Regions from separate parts of the Homo sapiens genome. Here regions 1 and 2 are each linked to region 3. The links are chromatin contacts, found by Hi-C or POLR2A ChIA-PET in ENCODE. All regions are on one chromosome and are shown on one strand. The core of a region is the stretch at or near the end of the contact, and the rest is flanking DNA. Distances in the headings are between cores, read along the strand shown. Region 1 has its middle 60 kb from the start of PIM1. Region 2 has its middle 78 kb from the start of PIM1. Region 3 overlaps FGD2 (FYVE, RhoGEF and PH domain containing 2).

Region 1 (4,605 bases), core at 639-3,138, 86 kb before region 3:
CGACAGAGCGATACTCCATCTAAAAAAAAGAAAAAAAAAGAGGTGACTAGGCCATGAAGGCTCTGTCCTCACAGATGGATTAATGCCATTGTTGTGGGAGTGGTTTTCTCATTGAAGGATGAGCTTGAGCTTGGCCCCCTTCCTTCTCCCGCCTCATTCCCCTCTATGTTGCCCCTATGATGCCTTATGCCATGTTATGATGTGGCAAAAAGGCCCTCGCCAGATGCCAGCCCCTTGACCTTGGACTTCCCAGCATCTAGAACTGTGAACCAAATGAATGTTTTTTCTTTATAAATTATCCAGCCTCTGGTATTCTGTTATAGCAGCACAAAGCAGACTAAGACATAGGGTCAAGAGCAACTTTTTTTAAAAAGATGAGTGAAATTACACATATTTATGTGCTGATGAAAATGATTCAGCAAAGAAGAAAAAACATGACGCAGGAGAGAGGAGGGAGAATGGCTGGAGTGAGGGGATGGGATCTCGTGCTCAGTGAAGGTGTATGCCTTAGATAGGAGCATAGACCATTTATCCCTAAACTACAGAAGGGAAAGCCGAGCATGTGGGCAAATTCTCCCATCTCATGACTTATTGAGTGCTTGACTTGCAAGAGATCATTAAGACCTTGAGTCTGTGCTGCCTAACCTTCCTCTCCATTTTGCAGATGAGACCTAGAGGGAACTGACTTACCAAAGGACACACCAATGATTGTCATGTGTGCACCAATGATTATTTGTTTTGTTTGTTTTTGAGACGGAGTTTCGCTCTTGTTGTCCCGGCTGGAGTGCAATGATGCGACCTTGGCTCATTGTAACCTTTGCCTCCTGGGTTCAAATGATTCTCCTGCCTCAGCCTCCCAAGTAGCTGGGATTACAGGCACCCGCCACCATGTCTGGCTAATTTTTTTTTTTTTGAGACGGAGTCTTGCACTGTTGCCCAGGCTGGAGTGCAGTGGTGCGATCTCAGCTCACTGTAACCTCCGCTTCCCGGGTTCAAGCGATTTTCCTGAGCTGGGATTACAGGTGCCTGCCACCATGCCCAGCTAACTTTTTGTATTTTTTAGTAAAGATGGGGTTTCACCATGTTGGCCAGGCTGGTCTTGAACTCCTGACCTCATGATTCGCCTGCCTCGGCCTCCCAAAGTGCTGGGATTCCAGGCATGAGCCACCGTGCCCAGCCATGCCTGGCTAATTTTTTGTATTTTTAGTAGAGATGGGGTTTCACCCATCTCTACTAAAGGGATTGGCCAGGCTAGTCATTATTAGAGGCAGAGCTGGAAACAGAATCCAAGACCTTTCTTGCACCACCTAGCACATTAGGGTTCTCTCTGTGCTCAGATGTTCTACCCGCCCCACCTGTGCTCTGGGTAGTAGATGCATAGTGTAGGGGCCTCCAAGAAGACATTGGAAGAAGAAAGTGTAGAACCGAGCAAACTTCAGAATAGGATCAATAAGCCATTGGGTTAGGTGATTTGAAAGTCTACTGATGAGTCTAAGGGATCTCCCTAGATGTATTTAGGAGTAACTGAGTCATTGTAAGGAAAGCTATAAACTGGTAAACTGGACTCAGAAAAATCTGTCAAAATGCAGAAAGAGGATAGTGTAAATCCAAGTGCAAACAGAAGGGCGTGGATCCTTCTGGGATATAGATTCCTGGTTTCAAATGTTCCATCAAGCTTTGTTTCCTGATGTGGGGTTTGGAAACATAGTCCCTTTAAGCTTAGATGGAGTTGAATGCTGCTACTCTATTCAGGACTGGATGATGAGTTTCCAGAAGGGAGAGGCCGCAACAAAAGAGGCACAAACAAGCTGGTCCCATGAAGGAGCCAAACACCAGATTTCACCTTGACCTCCAGGAAACTTGTGAAACCACTGCATTCTCTTTCCCCTAATTCCACTCATTTCGAAACATTCTCTGAGCTGTTGTGCGAGGCACTGTGCTTAGTGCTATAGGTATGACGGGTAAGCGAGAGGTGGGGGGTGGTATACAGAACAGATAAACTGAAGGAGGTCCCACCTTCCAATTTTTACAGGCTTCTAGTAAGAATGAGCGATTCACACATTGGACTGTGATTTCATGCCCACTACTCAGTCTCCCGATTACTCATTCTGCTTCTCATTTAGCTCTGTGTTGGACAGAGGGGGCGTGTAATATGGGGGGAGTCTGTGTCTCTAGTCACTGCAAAGATAACTAACTCCCTGACTGTGGATTCAAAGATATAAATTATAAACTGCTATTGGGTACAAATTATTCCCATGTGAGCTTGTTGAGCGTGATCCACTTATCTCTAGGGCTGATCGCTAGTTAAATCCTGCCCAAGTAGCTGAAAGCCTGTTTGTTTTACGACAAACAGGAGACAGGGGCCCTTGCTGAAATTCCTGGTGTAGGATTGAACCTTAAGCCAATGCTCTAATATGTTTGTTTGGAGAATTCTTAAGTGGGTACGGTCTGTAACAGCTGTCTTCTGCCTCTGCACCAAAGCGGTATTGGAAGAGACCCACAAGGTCAGGGTTCTGACTTCCAACACTCAGGCTGTTGAGGATAGGTGGAGGAGATGAGCTAGAATGTCACCAAGAGATAATCCAGGAGACGCTTCTCTGAAGAAATTACCATGATCTCTTCATTTCTGCAGCCCTTTGCAGTTGTTTTCGAAGCATTTGCATTATCACTGATTTCATGGAATCCTCACATCGCCCCACGAAGTAGGTGGAGCAGGTTTTATTATCACTGTTTTGCAGCTGAAGAGACTGAGGCCCCAAGAGGTGGCATGACTTGGCCCAGGTCACATGGCTAATAAGCAGTTGAGCTGGAGCTCGAGTCCAGGTCTCCTGACTGTGAGTCGAATGCCCAGGTGTCAGCCAGCCATTCCTCGGCGGCTCAGCTGCCTCCTCAGCCCCCTTGGCTCTCAGATGAGAGGCCTGGGGTGAGAGCATGGGCTTCACTCCCAGGATGGACTGGGTTTGAGTCCCACCTCTGCCCTAACTAGCTGTCTGACCTTGGGCAAGTTGCCAAACCATCTCTATGCCTCTGTTTCCTTGTCTGCAAAATGAGCAAAATAACAGTACCTCCCTGTCGGGTGATTTGGAGGAGTAAACAAGATATTACAGAGAGAACAAAACACAATGTCTGGCATGGTGCAAGGCATCAATAAATGCTATATTACCCGCTCCCCAAAGCCTATTCTCCTCAAAGACGCAACCCAAAAGAGAATACTCAAGAATCTTGCAGGCCAGGCACCGTGGCTCATGCCTGTAATCCCAGCACTAGCACTTTGGGAGAATGAGGCAGGAGGATTGCCTGAGTTCAGGAGTTCGAGACCAGCCTGGGCAACAAGGCGAAACCTCATCTCTACAAAAACTACAAAATGGGCCTGGCGCGGTGGCTCACGCCTGTAATCCCAGCACTTTGGGAGGCCGAAGTGGGCAGATCACCTACATCGGGAGTTTGAGACCAGCCTGACCAACATGGAGAAACCCCATCTCTACTAAAAGTACAAAATTGGCCGGGCATGGTGATGCATGCCTGTAATCCCAGATACTCGGGAGGCTGAGGCAGGAGAATCACTTGAACCTGGGAGGCAGAGGTTGCAGTGAGCTGCGATTATGCCATTGCACTCCAGCCTGGGCAACAAGAGCAAAACTCCATCTCAAACAAAAAACAAAAATCAAAAATCAAAACTTAGCCGGGTGTGATAGCATGCATCCTGACCCTGGAGTTCGAGGCTACAGTGAGCCAAGATTGTGCCACTGCACTCCAGCCTGAGTGTCACAGTGAGACCCTGCCTCAAAAAAAAAAAAAAAAAAAAAAAAAAAAAAATATATATATATATATATATATATATATATATCTTACAAAAGGTTCCCTGATTTCCTTCCTTGTCATTTCTTGCTCTTCCCCCACCCCTCACTTTGTGATAATGCTACATCAAATTTGGACGGGCCAGGCACAGTGGCTGATGGGGCACAGTGGCTCATACCCATAATCCCAGCACTTTGGGAGGCCGAGGCAGGCAGATCACTTGAGGTCAGCAGTTCGAGATCAGCCTGGCCAATATGGCAAAACCCCATCTCTACTAAAAATACAAAAATTAGCTGGGCATAGTGGTGCACGCCTGTAATTCCAACTACTTTGGAGGCTGAGGCATGAGAGTTGCTTGAACCCAGTAGGCAGAGGTTGCAGTGAGCCAAGATCACGCCACTGCACTACAGCCTGGGTGAAAAACAAAACAATGATAATAATAATTTGTACATCTCTTTTTACTTTTCTTTTCTTTTCTTTTTTTTTTTGAGACGGAGTTTTGCTCTTGTTGCCGAGGCTGGAGTACAATGGTGCGATCGCTGCTCACTACAACCTCCACCTCCTGGGTTCAAGCGATTCTCCTGCCTCAGCCTCCTGAGTAGCTGGGATTACAGGTGCCTGCAACCACAACTGGCTAATTTTTGCATTTTTTTAATAGAGACAGGGTTTCACCATGTTGGCCAGGGGCTGGTCTGGAACTCCTAACCTCAGGTGATCCTTCCGCCTCAGCCTTCCAAAATGCTGAGATTACAGGCGTGAGCCACTGTGCCCAGCCTCTTTTTACTTTTCTTTCTTTCTTTTTTTTTT
Region 2 (4,941 bases), core at 457-2,956, 68 kb before region 3:
ACTCGGGAGGCTGAGGCATGAGAATCGCTTGAACTGGGAGGCGCAGCTTGCAGTGAGCCCAAATTACACCACTGCATTCCAGCCTGGGAGACAGAGCAAGACTCTGTCTCAAAAAAAAAAAAAAAAAAGAGGTGGTTGGAGAAGATCGCCAGACAGGAAGTCTAGCTTCTGGTCTTTGTTCAGAGTCAGCATAGTCTTCAAAGAGGGTTAGATGCTCAGGCCAGCCTCTCAGGATCAGCACAAATCATGCAGTGGTGAACAGACTTGGGTGTCGTTTCCCCCAGGTGTGGGTGAAGTTCCTAGACTAGACCAGATATCATTGGGTAAAAGGTGTGCCTGTTTAACATTTGGATAAATATCACTATTGTCCAACATACAGAAGTTTCTGTCCACACCACCTCCTGCCAGAACAAGAATGCCTATTTCCCCATGTCCTAACCAACTCATATTTTTAAGTATTTTATTAATTTTTTGACTAGGTAATGTTTGCAGATGACACAAAATTTAAAAAGGTAGGGAAGGGCATGCAGTGAGAGGTCTCCACATTCCCATCGCAGCCATCCCAGTCCTGTCCCCAGAACCACAAACTTTGATCTCAGCCTTTCTGGTAAATGGAAAGTGGTATCTCACTCAATAAATCTCACAATTATGTTGACGTGAAAACAAATTACTATATATTAGGGAGTAGAATGTTGCATGTGAATGAATTTTAAGATTAAACAGGAGACTTCAAAGACATTTCACGCTCTAGGGTGGGGAGCGGCCCTTCTCTTGGGGGAAACCTTGATACAGCTCTGTGTTAGTCTGTGGAATGAATGCCTGAAGATGCCCCCACTCGTCTCGATCACATTGCGGTTTCCCTCATCCCCCAGTCACGTGTTTACCTTCCATCCCTTTGGGCTCTTCCTGCCCTTGGCCTGGTCACCACCTTGCTGCCTTACCTTAAGTCAGTCACCTCCTGCTCTGGGCTTCCTGACTTGTAAAAAAGGGGCTGAACTAGGCCTCATTCCAGGTGTAGCATTCCAAGACTGATCAACTAATTCACATTAAGGTGTAGATGACTGATAACAGCTTAATGTATTACCTCTCCTGTGGGTGGAAACATTTTAAGAGACGCAATTTCTCATCCTCCAAGAATGAATGTGCACGGTGCAATTTCAGGAATGGTCACAGGTGTGTGGGGATGATGTAGGGGGAGGGGTCCCTTTCCTGGCACCCCTCCAGTGGTCACTGTAGGCCCCCACCTGCTCCAGCCAGGGGTGGTGGCAGCCCTGAGGGGAACAAACCTGCTGGCTTCCCTCACACCACAGTCCACATTCATTTCTCTCTGGCAGCGGCCAAGAGCAGGGTTTTGTCATACAGAAAAATGCCTCATCAGGGAAACCCACGTGTGTGGCCTGGAAAACTACCTTGTCCCCTGGGGCGAGGGGTGCGGTGGAGGTGTTAGCAGCTTGATTTCTAGGTTCTCAGGTCAGTTCTTGTCCTGGGTGGGTGAGGAGACCCCCACTGGAGGGCCACTGGCCTTCCGCCAGAGCAGGTGGTCCTGCCACACCTGGATCCAAGACGTCTGCTTTTTACTGAGAGAAAGAGGCTGTGTCAGACACTGTCTGGTTTTGTTGGCTGAAGGAGGTTTGGTTTGGCTTCTGAATTTTCAGGGAGGGCTGATGGCCCGCAGCCACGAGCCACCGTTAGCCTGTGAGAAAGAGGAAAGGCGTTTCTTTAGCTGTGAAGTCTAGGCCACTGCATCCCAGCCCATGTTCCGCACTCACCCCTTGGGCCCTCATGGGGTGCCGTTTTGTCCCACTACTGTCTGGGCCTTTCTTCGGTGCAGGCAGGCGGCTGGGGAAGCCAGTCTGTGCTGCCCCCAGAACAGTGGTGGGTGGGGATGGAAACCAGGGGCTGAGGGGCCCAGGTCAGATCAGTGAGAGATGTGCCTCGCTCTCTGGCAGAACCTCCACTGTTGCATCCCCTCCTCTTTTCTGGACCAGGGCAGCTTCTCCAGACCTGATGATGCTTAACCCGTGAGCCTCATCACAGAGCATTCAGAGCTCTAGACCCTCCCTACGCAAAGGGTGGTGTATGACCAGCCTCATCCGCCTCACCTGGGAGTCGGTTATGCTGCAGGCCTTAGGGAGGTGGGAATGCCATAGAAGCTCTCTGGGGAGGCCCCTCTGAGGGGGAGACTCACCACAGGCCTGGTTCAACAGAGAGAGATGGACACTGGGAAAGGAACGCACGATGGGGCCGCGTGCTGAACTAGGGAGGTGTCTTCCCTTCCTTCCCTCCCTCTCTCCCTCCCTCCCTCCCTCCCTCCCTTCCTTCCTTCTTTCTTTCTTTTCTTTTCTTTTCTTTCTTTTTTTTTGAGATGGAGTTTCGCTCTTGTCGCCCAGGCTGGAGTGCAATGATGCCATTTCAGCTCACTGCAACCTCTGCCTCCTGGGTTCAAGCGATTCTCCTGCCTCAGCCTCCCAACTAGCTGGGATTACAGGCGCTCGTCACCACGCCCGGCTAATTTTGTATTTTCAGTAGAGACGGGGTTTCACCATGTTGCCCAGGCTGGTCTCAAACTCCTGACCTCAGGTGATCTGCCCATCTCAACCTCCCAAAGTGCTGGGATTACAGGCGTGAGTTACCACTCCCGGCCTTAATTTATTTCAAAACGGTTTCTTTTAGTTTTATTTTCATTTTATTTTAAATAGGCAACCCACTCACACAGTTAAAATTCTAAGGGCACAGGAGGGTATGTAAAATACAGTTTCTTTCACAGACTTGTTTCCTAGCTGCTTCCCCTCTCAAAGGCAACCCATGTGGCCCAGGGACATTAGATTACGCCAGTAAAAACATGCACGTGCGCGTGCATGTGTGTGTGTCACTAGACCTTTTATTTTTGTTTTGTTTGTCAAATGATCCTTTATTGAAATATTTTCCTTTGTGCTTAACTAGCTGGGCATTCCACAGCACCACTGTTGATGTCATCTATGATGTCATGAGGGTGGCGGCCATCAACATTGCAGCCCACAGACTGGGCAGTCCCCAGGATCTCTTTAATGGTTCCAGTGAGATCTCTGGCTAAAGATCGGTGCCGCATCCGTGGAGCAATGTTGACGATCTCATCAAAAGTGATATTCCCACTGTGTTTAATGTTTTTCTGTTTCTTTCTGTCTCTTGGTTCCTTAAGGGCTTTGATGATCAGGGCAGAAGCAGAAGGCACCACCTCAATCTGGGCCTGTCTGTTCTCAATGGTCAGTTTCACTGTAATCCTCAGGCCCTTCCAGTCACCCGTTGCCTTGGCAATGTCATCACCAACCTTTTTTGGAGACAGGTCCAGGGGGCCGATCTTGGGGCCCAGCGCAGACGTGGCACTGACTTCACCCCCAGTGCACCTCAGGTATACGACTTTGATCTCGCTGGGGTTGAACTTCGGCCACATGGTGGAGGCGGCTGGTGTTGGATGAACACAGATTCTGGACCGCCGAAGAAAGTTGCACCTTGGCCTCCTCTGAGCTGAGAGCCGAAAAGCCCGCTAGACCCCTTTTAAAAATTCAAAGGTTGGCTGGGTGGGGTGGCTTACGCCTGTAATCCCAGCACTTTGGTAGGCAGAAGTGGGCAGATCACAAGGTCAGGAGTTCAAGACCAGCCTGGCCAATATGGTGAAACCCCATGTCTACTAAAAATACAAAAAAATTAGCAGGGTGTGGTGGCACATGCCTGTAATCCAGCTACTTGGGAGGCTGAGGCAAGAGAATTGCTTGAACCCGGGAGGAAGAGGTTGCAGTGAGCCAAGATCACGCCACTGCACTCCAGCCTGGGCGACAGGGCGAGACTGTCTCAAAAAAAAAAAAAATAAAAATAAAAATAAAAATAGAAAAAAATAAAAATAAAAAAATTCAAAGTTTGGCCCATGGCACACAGTGTATGAACCTTACTTTTCTCACCTAGTGTGTCTTGTAGATCATTCTATATCAGTATGTAAAGAACATCCTAGATTATATTTCAGATGAATATTATTCTACTCTAAAGATAGACCTCAATTTATATAGCCAGGACCCTACTGCTGGACTTTTAGGTTGTTTAATAAATGTAGCCTAATTTTATTTATTTATTTATTTTTTGAAACGGAGTCTCGCTCTGTCACCCAGGCTGGAGTGCAGTGGCACGATCTCTGCTCACTGCAAGCTCCGCCTCCCGGGTTCACACCATTCTCTTGCCTCAGCCTCCCGAGTAGCTGGGACTACAGACGCCCGCCACCACGCCCGGCTAATTTTTTTGTATTTTTAGTAGAGACGGGGTTTCACCGTGTTAGCCAGGATGGTCTCGATCTCCTGAACTCGTGATCCGCCCGCCTCGGCCTCCCAAAGTGCTGGGATTACAGACGTGAGCCACCGCGCCTAGCAATAAATGTAGCCTAATTTTAGAATCTTAGAAAATAGAAGGTCATTTAACCCCAACTCCCATCCACCCTGTCTAGGTTTTTTTTTTTTTTTTTTTTTGGTAGAGATGAGGTCTTGCTTTGTTGCCCAGGCTCATCTTGAACTCCTGGCTTCAAGCTATCCTCCTGCCTCAGCCTCCCTCCCAAAGTGCTGGGATGTGCCCAACCCTGCCAAGGAGTTCTTTCATGGTGTCTGATTGCATGCCTGAGACCCAGCTGCAGTGTCGCCTCCTCTGGGAAGCTCCACCTTCCTCTCCCTCTCATCACCCTTGCACATACCTTAGCCAGAGCCCTAATCACATGATATTATTTAGGCAAAAGCGTGATAACTTTGCTTTTGTATCTTCTCAGCCCTGCCCCTATTGCAGAGCATAGTAGGTACAGAACCAATGTGAATTGACAGTCCTTGAGAGGGGATGCCTCCAAATTCTGCTGCTTGAACACTTCCAGTAACAGGGATCTCACTTCTTGAAAAGCTCATTCTGCCTGTGAAAGGCCGTATCAGACAGTCC
Region 3 (4,338 bases), core at 408-2,907:
GAGCTGGCTCCTAACTTGCTGTGTGATCTTGGGCAAGTCACTCCTCCAGCCCTGGGTCTCCATGGGATAAGACCGACTGGCCCCTGGAGTCCCTTCCAGTTAGAATGGAGTCTCCAATCTGTCTGACCTGGAGCGTCAGTGTTCCCATCTGTAAAATGGAAGCGGTGACACCAGCTCTTGGCACCCTGGGACTGTCGGGGCAGGACATGGGGACGTGAACATGAGCTGTCCAGAGGGGCCGTACTATCGGATGGGGACATAGAGGAAGTGCAGAAGAATGTGGACGACAGCCTGCAGCCAAAGGGTGCCTCCATTTGGTGACAGGCTCCACACTGCCTGGGCTGTGGCGAGAGGCCTGGGGTCTGTGGGCAGAGAGAGGAAGAGGGAGAGGGGGGAGGGTGTGACCATGGCTGGCTTGTTCCTCAGCACTGGACAGTGTCAGCCCAGCATGGTTGCCGGGCACACATTCCCTGAACAGAGGACGGATGGTGAGCGCGGGGACAGTGGCCCTCACCTCCAGGATGCCCCGCCTCTTGTCCTCCTTGGCCTCAGGCAGCACATTTCCAGTGAGGAATGCGTAGCAGTGGAGGCAGACTCGGTTGGGCCTGTTGTCGTCGTATTTCAGTTCGGCCCGGTAGTCGGAGCACCTGGCACACACCACCTGAGGAGGACACATAAGGGGGCATGGGGCTGAGACCAGGCACCGGAGGGCTGGGCTCCTGCCTTGGTGGGCAGGTGGGGGCATGAGAGCAACCAGGGACTGGGGGAGGAAAAGAAAGCTTCGAGGGAGGAATAGAGGCAGAGCGGGGATGCTCCCCCATGCTGGTGAGGCCCAACTGCCTGGAGGCTGCGACACATGGGGGAGCTCGGGCTCGGGGCTCTTAGGCTGAGGGTTCAAGACCCGGCCCCCACCGCGAGGGCCGTAACTTCTCTCCCCTCCAGGTTCCCTCCGAGTGAGGGCTGCTGTGAACCCAAGGGGCTTGCCCCAGACGGGCCACTGGCATCTGATTCACTTTTCCAAATGCTGTCCTCTCCGCCATCTCACCTGACTCTCCCAAAGACCCCACCAGGCAAGCAGGGCCCAGCTTTTGTCCTCTCCTGACCCTGAGAGCCACACTGTTACCTGGCAGACAGGCCCTCCACACACAGGGTGTGTCTTTCAAGTCCCACAGTTTAGCTTTAAGATTCAGGCAGACTTTGTATTCTGCGCCATCATGGAGTCAAGTGTGTTTTCACCTAAAAATGATAGGCTGGTTGTTTTTACATGGGTACTCTGTGGAGCGGGGCCCACTCTCAGCTCACCACGAAGACACCCCCCAAAGGCTGACATGGATCATGCCGGGAGGCTGGGTAAAAGGGGCCTGGGAAGACTCAGAGAGGAACACTGGGTGCCGCAAGGTGTGACTGCGAGGAAGACTTGGCTTTATGGGGAGCCCAGATGTGGGCGTGGAGATGGAGGGCAGGAGAAAGGGGCAGAGGGAGTGTAGTTCATCAGGCGGCACCAGCCTTCAGGGAGCTCCTCTGTGTGCCCAGCACAGAGTGTGGCCTGGCAGGGACCTGGAGAAGAAGGCCTGGCCCTGCCCCACCCTCACAAGGATTCCCGTCTGGCAGGCAGGGGAGACAGAAACTGGCACCCGAACCACCGAAAGGATGACTCACTGGCTCAGCAGGCACGAAGATCTGCACAGGCAAGAGAAACCCACGGTCAGGGCACAGCCCCACACGGGGGCTTCAGCTACCTCAGGAGCATTTTTTTTTTATTGAGCGATTTCAATGTTTAAATATAATTAGTAAATATTTTTTCCTCTACCAACGTTTAATTTTGAAAAATTTCCTACCGACAGACAAATTGAACAAATAATACAATGATACCACCCACTAGATTCACTAATTATTAACATTTGTGCCACATTTGCTCTCTGTCTCTCTCTATATGTATGTATTTTATTTTTTTCTGAACCATTTGAGGATAAATTACAGTCATCATGACACCTCACCCTTAAATATGTAGCTGGTGGTCTCCTAAGAACAAGGGCATCCTTCTACCTATCCACGGTGTCACAGTCACGCTCAGGAAATTTATTGATACAATATTATTATTTTTATTTTTTTGAGATGGAGTTTTGCTTTTGTTGCCTGGGCTGGAGTACAGTGGGGTGATCTGGGCTCACTGCAACCTCCACCTCCTGGGTTCAAGCGATTCTCCCTCCTCAGCCTCCCGAGTAGCTGGGATTACAGGTGTACACCACCACACCCGGCTAATTTTGTATTTTTAGTAGAGACAGGGTTTCACCATGTTGGCCAGGCTGTTCTCGAACTCCTGGCCTCAGGTGATCCGCTCACCTCGGCCTCCCAAAGTGCTGGGATTACAGGTGTGAGGCACTGCACCCAGCCAATACAATATTATTATCTAGATATGTTGCATCATCAAATTTCTCCCAATGGTCCCAAGAGCAACCTTGATAGCTTTATTTTACCCCAGAAAGAATCCAAGCAAGGATCATACATTTAATTTAGTTGTCAGAATATTTTCTATCTTAAGCTGGAAGGCAGCTACACAGGTGTTGTTATTCTTTGTGCCTCTTTGTATTTCACTATTTTAAGTAATTTTTAAAGAACTACTTTCACTCACAAGTGTGAATCAATTCAACTCTTATTTACAGAAGTGAATCACCAGGAACAGTAGCCAATCCCCACATCCTTTCTACCTGGCTTCGGGATGTAACTCATCACTGACATCTGAAGGCAGGTGTGTTCCCAGGTCCTAGAAACTGACTCTGTCCTGATTGCAGTTGAACACATTTTGGGGACACCTCCCTGACTGGCCCCAACCTGTCCAGCTAGACTCCTCCTGTCCTCTGGAGGTCATCAAAGACTGAGGTTGCAAAGGGCTTCTCTGTTTGCAGAGTAAACAGAGGGGGTTGTGATGTCAACAGAGAACAGCTCAAGTACAGGAGTGCTTAAAAAGCAAAGCGAGATCTACCTCTGGTAACTGGGCCTGGATTGATAAGAGGAGAAACTGTAGTGGACACAGTACCCTCCTCAAGAAGCTGGTAGCTCACCCGCACTGGATGCCCTGCCTGAGTTATGGAGGAGGGGGAAAGAAAAAGAGGAGAGGGAAGGGAAAGAATGTTTTTTGGTGGAATCCTCACTGCCACACTGGAGGTAGGTTTCACGATCCCCATGGCGGAGTTAAGGAGACTGAGGCCTGAACCAGTAGGCAGAGTTAACAACAGAATCCATCAGGTGCCAGGGTGCTGAGGGCTTGCAGAGAAGAGAGGACAGTTAGCCGAAGCGGGTAAAGAGAGGATGACGGGGTGGGTGAGTGCATAGTGGGCATGGGCCTGGTGAGGTGGTGGGGCAAGGCCTGAGGGGGTGCGGGGCTAGATGCCCCTCCACTAGAACTGGGGACCATTTCCTAGCTCTGGGTCTCAGGGTCGTGGAAAATGATGATAAGAATGCAGGTAAATTCATAGGATCAGCTTCAGGGGTACCTTCAGCAAGTAATTTAACCTCAATGGGTCTCATTTTCCCATCTAAAAAATGGGAAACAGCAGCCTCCTGAGGTGTGCTGTGAGGGCCAGATGAGGTAGTAATACACACACCTGGCTCAGAGCTAGTGCCCAACACCACTGGGCTGCATTGGTTGAAGCCAGCAGATTTGGCCAAGATGGGGACAGCAGCACCTGAGCTGGGTGGGTAGAGGCCCAGGTAGGGCAGGTAGAGGCCTAAGTGGGACAGGTAGAGGCCTGGGTGACACTGGTGGAAGCCAAGGTGGGGCAGGTGGAGGCCGAGGTGGGACAGGTAGAGGCCAAGGTGGGGCAGGTGGAGGCCTAGGTGGATCAAGTGGAAGCCTAGGTGGATCAAGTGGAAGCCTAGGTAGGAAAGATAGAGGCCTGGGTGACACAGGTGGAGGCCTCGGAGGGACAGGTGGAGGTGACACAGATGGAGGCCGAGGTGGGGCAGGTGGAGGCCTAGGTGGATCAAGCGGAGGCCTAGGTAGGAAAGGTGGAGGCCTGGGTGATGCAGGTGGAGGCCTGGGTGACGCAGGTGGAGGCAGGAGTGCTGGCAGGAGTACTCACATAGCCGCAGGCCCGGCAGTGGTGGCGACGGCGCGTCAGAGCGTTGAAGGGCTCCTGGCAGCGCATGCACATGGTCACCATCTTGTCCCGGACCCACTGCGGTGCCCGGAGGCCCAGCTCCTCAGACTGCAGCTGTGGGTTAAGGGGAGTTGGGCAGGAATGGGCCCTTGGTGACCTTCTTCCGCCCATCCTCCCAGGGCCTGGGGCCCTGTGCCCACCTGCTGTAGCAGGGATTCTTTGTGTTGGGCTTCCCTGG

Evidence for each region. A loop is a pair of places that touch in the nucleus more often than their neighbours do. ChIA-PET counts read pairs that join two places held with the same protein, here RNA polymerase II (POLR2A). Pooled maps may share reads with other maps.
Region 1: a pooled map shows a loop between it and region 3 (8-fold over the local background). The contact joins two enhancer-like sites. A Hi-C loop is called at or near these places in 4 of 168 maps with a recorded cell type or tissue (PC-9, endothelial cell of umbilical vein, heart left ventricle and 1 more) and 11 of 50 pooled maps. POLR2A ChIA-PET finds 5 or more read pairs at or near these places in 11 of 52 experiments (B cell, HepG2, MCF 10A and 5 more).
Region 2: a loop to region 3 is called in a map of PC-9, with 5 times the contacts of the local background. The contact joins two enhancer-like sites. A Hi-C loop is called at or near these places in 3 of 168 maps with a recorded cell type or tissue (PC-9, endothelial cell of umbilical vein and naive thymus-derived CD4-positive, alpha-beta T cell) and 9 of 50 pooled maps. POLR2A ChIA-PET finds 5 or more read pairs at or near these places in 8 of 52 experiments (HepG2, MCF 10A, PC-9 and 4 more).

What each region holds. Positions count from the first base shown.
Region 1 is chr6:37,108,107-37,112,711 of GRCh38, reverse strand. No RefSeq gene overlaps it. Among named protein-coding and RNA genes, the nearest start is that of PIM1, 60 kb to the left of the region's middle. RefSeq lists a cis regulatory region at 2,228-3,052. Within about 2 kb of position 1,888, at least 3 of the 41 ENCODE cell types and tissues checked have a DNase peak (open chromatin) inside an H3K27ac peak, as active enhancers do.
Region 2 is chr6:37,089,801-37,094,741 of GRCh38, reverse strand. It overlaps the pseudogene RPL12P2. Among named protein-coding and RNA genes, the nearest start is that of PIM1, 78 kb to the left of the region's middle. Within about 2 kb of position 1,706, at least 4 of the 41 ENCODE cell types and tissues checked have a DNase peak (open chromatin) inside an H3K27ac peak, as active enhancers do; they include PC-9, where a contact is called at or near this core.
Region 3 is chr6:37,022,115-37,026,452 of GRCh38, reverse strand. It overlaps FGD2 (FYVE, RhoGEF and PH domain containing 2), which reads right to left. Exons shown (of 16, transcript NM_173558.4): 13 at 4,083-4,214; 14 at 515-661. Among named protein-coding and RNA genes, the nearest start is that of FGD2, 19 kb to the right of the region's middle. RefSeq lists enhancers at 95-1,032, 744-1,943. Within about 2 kb of position 1,657, at least 6 of the 41 ENCODE cell types and tissues checked have a DNase peak (open chromatin) inside an H3K27ac peak, as active enhancers do; they include PC-9, where a contact is called at or near this core.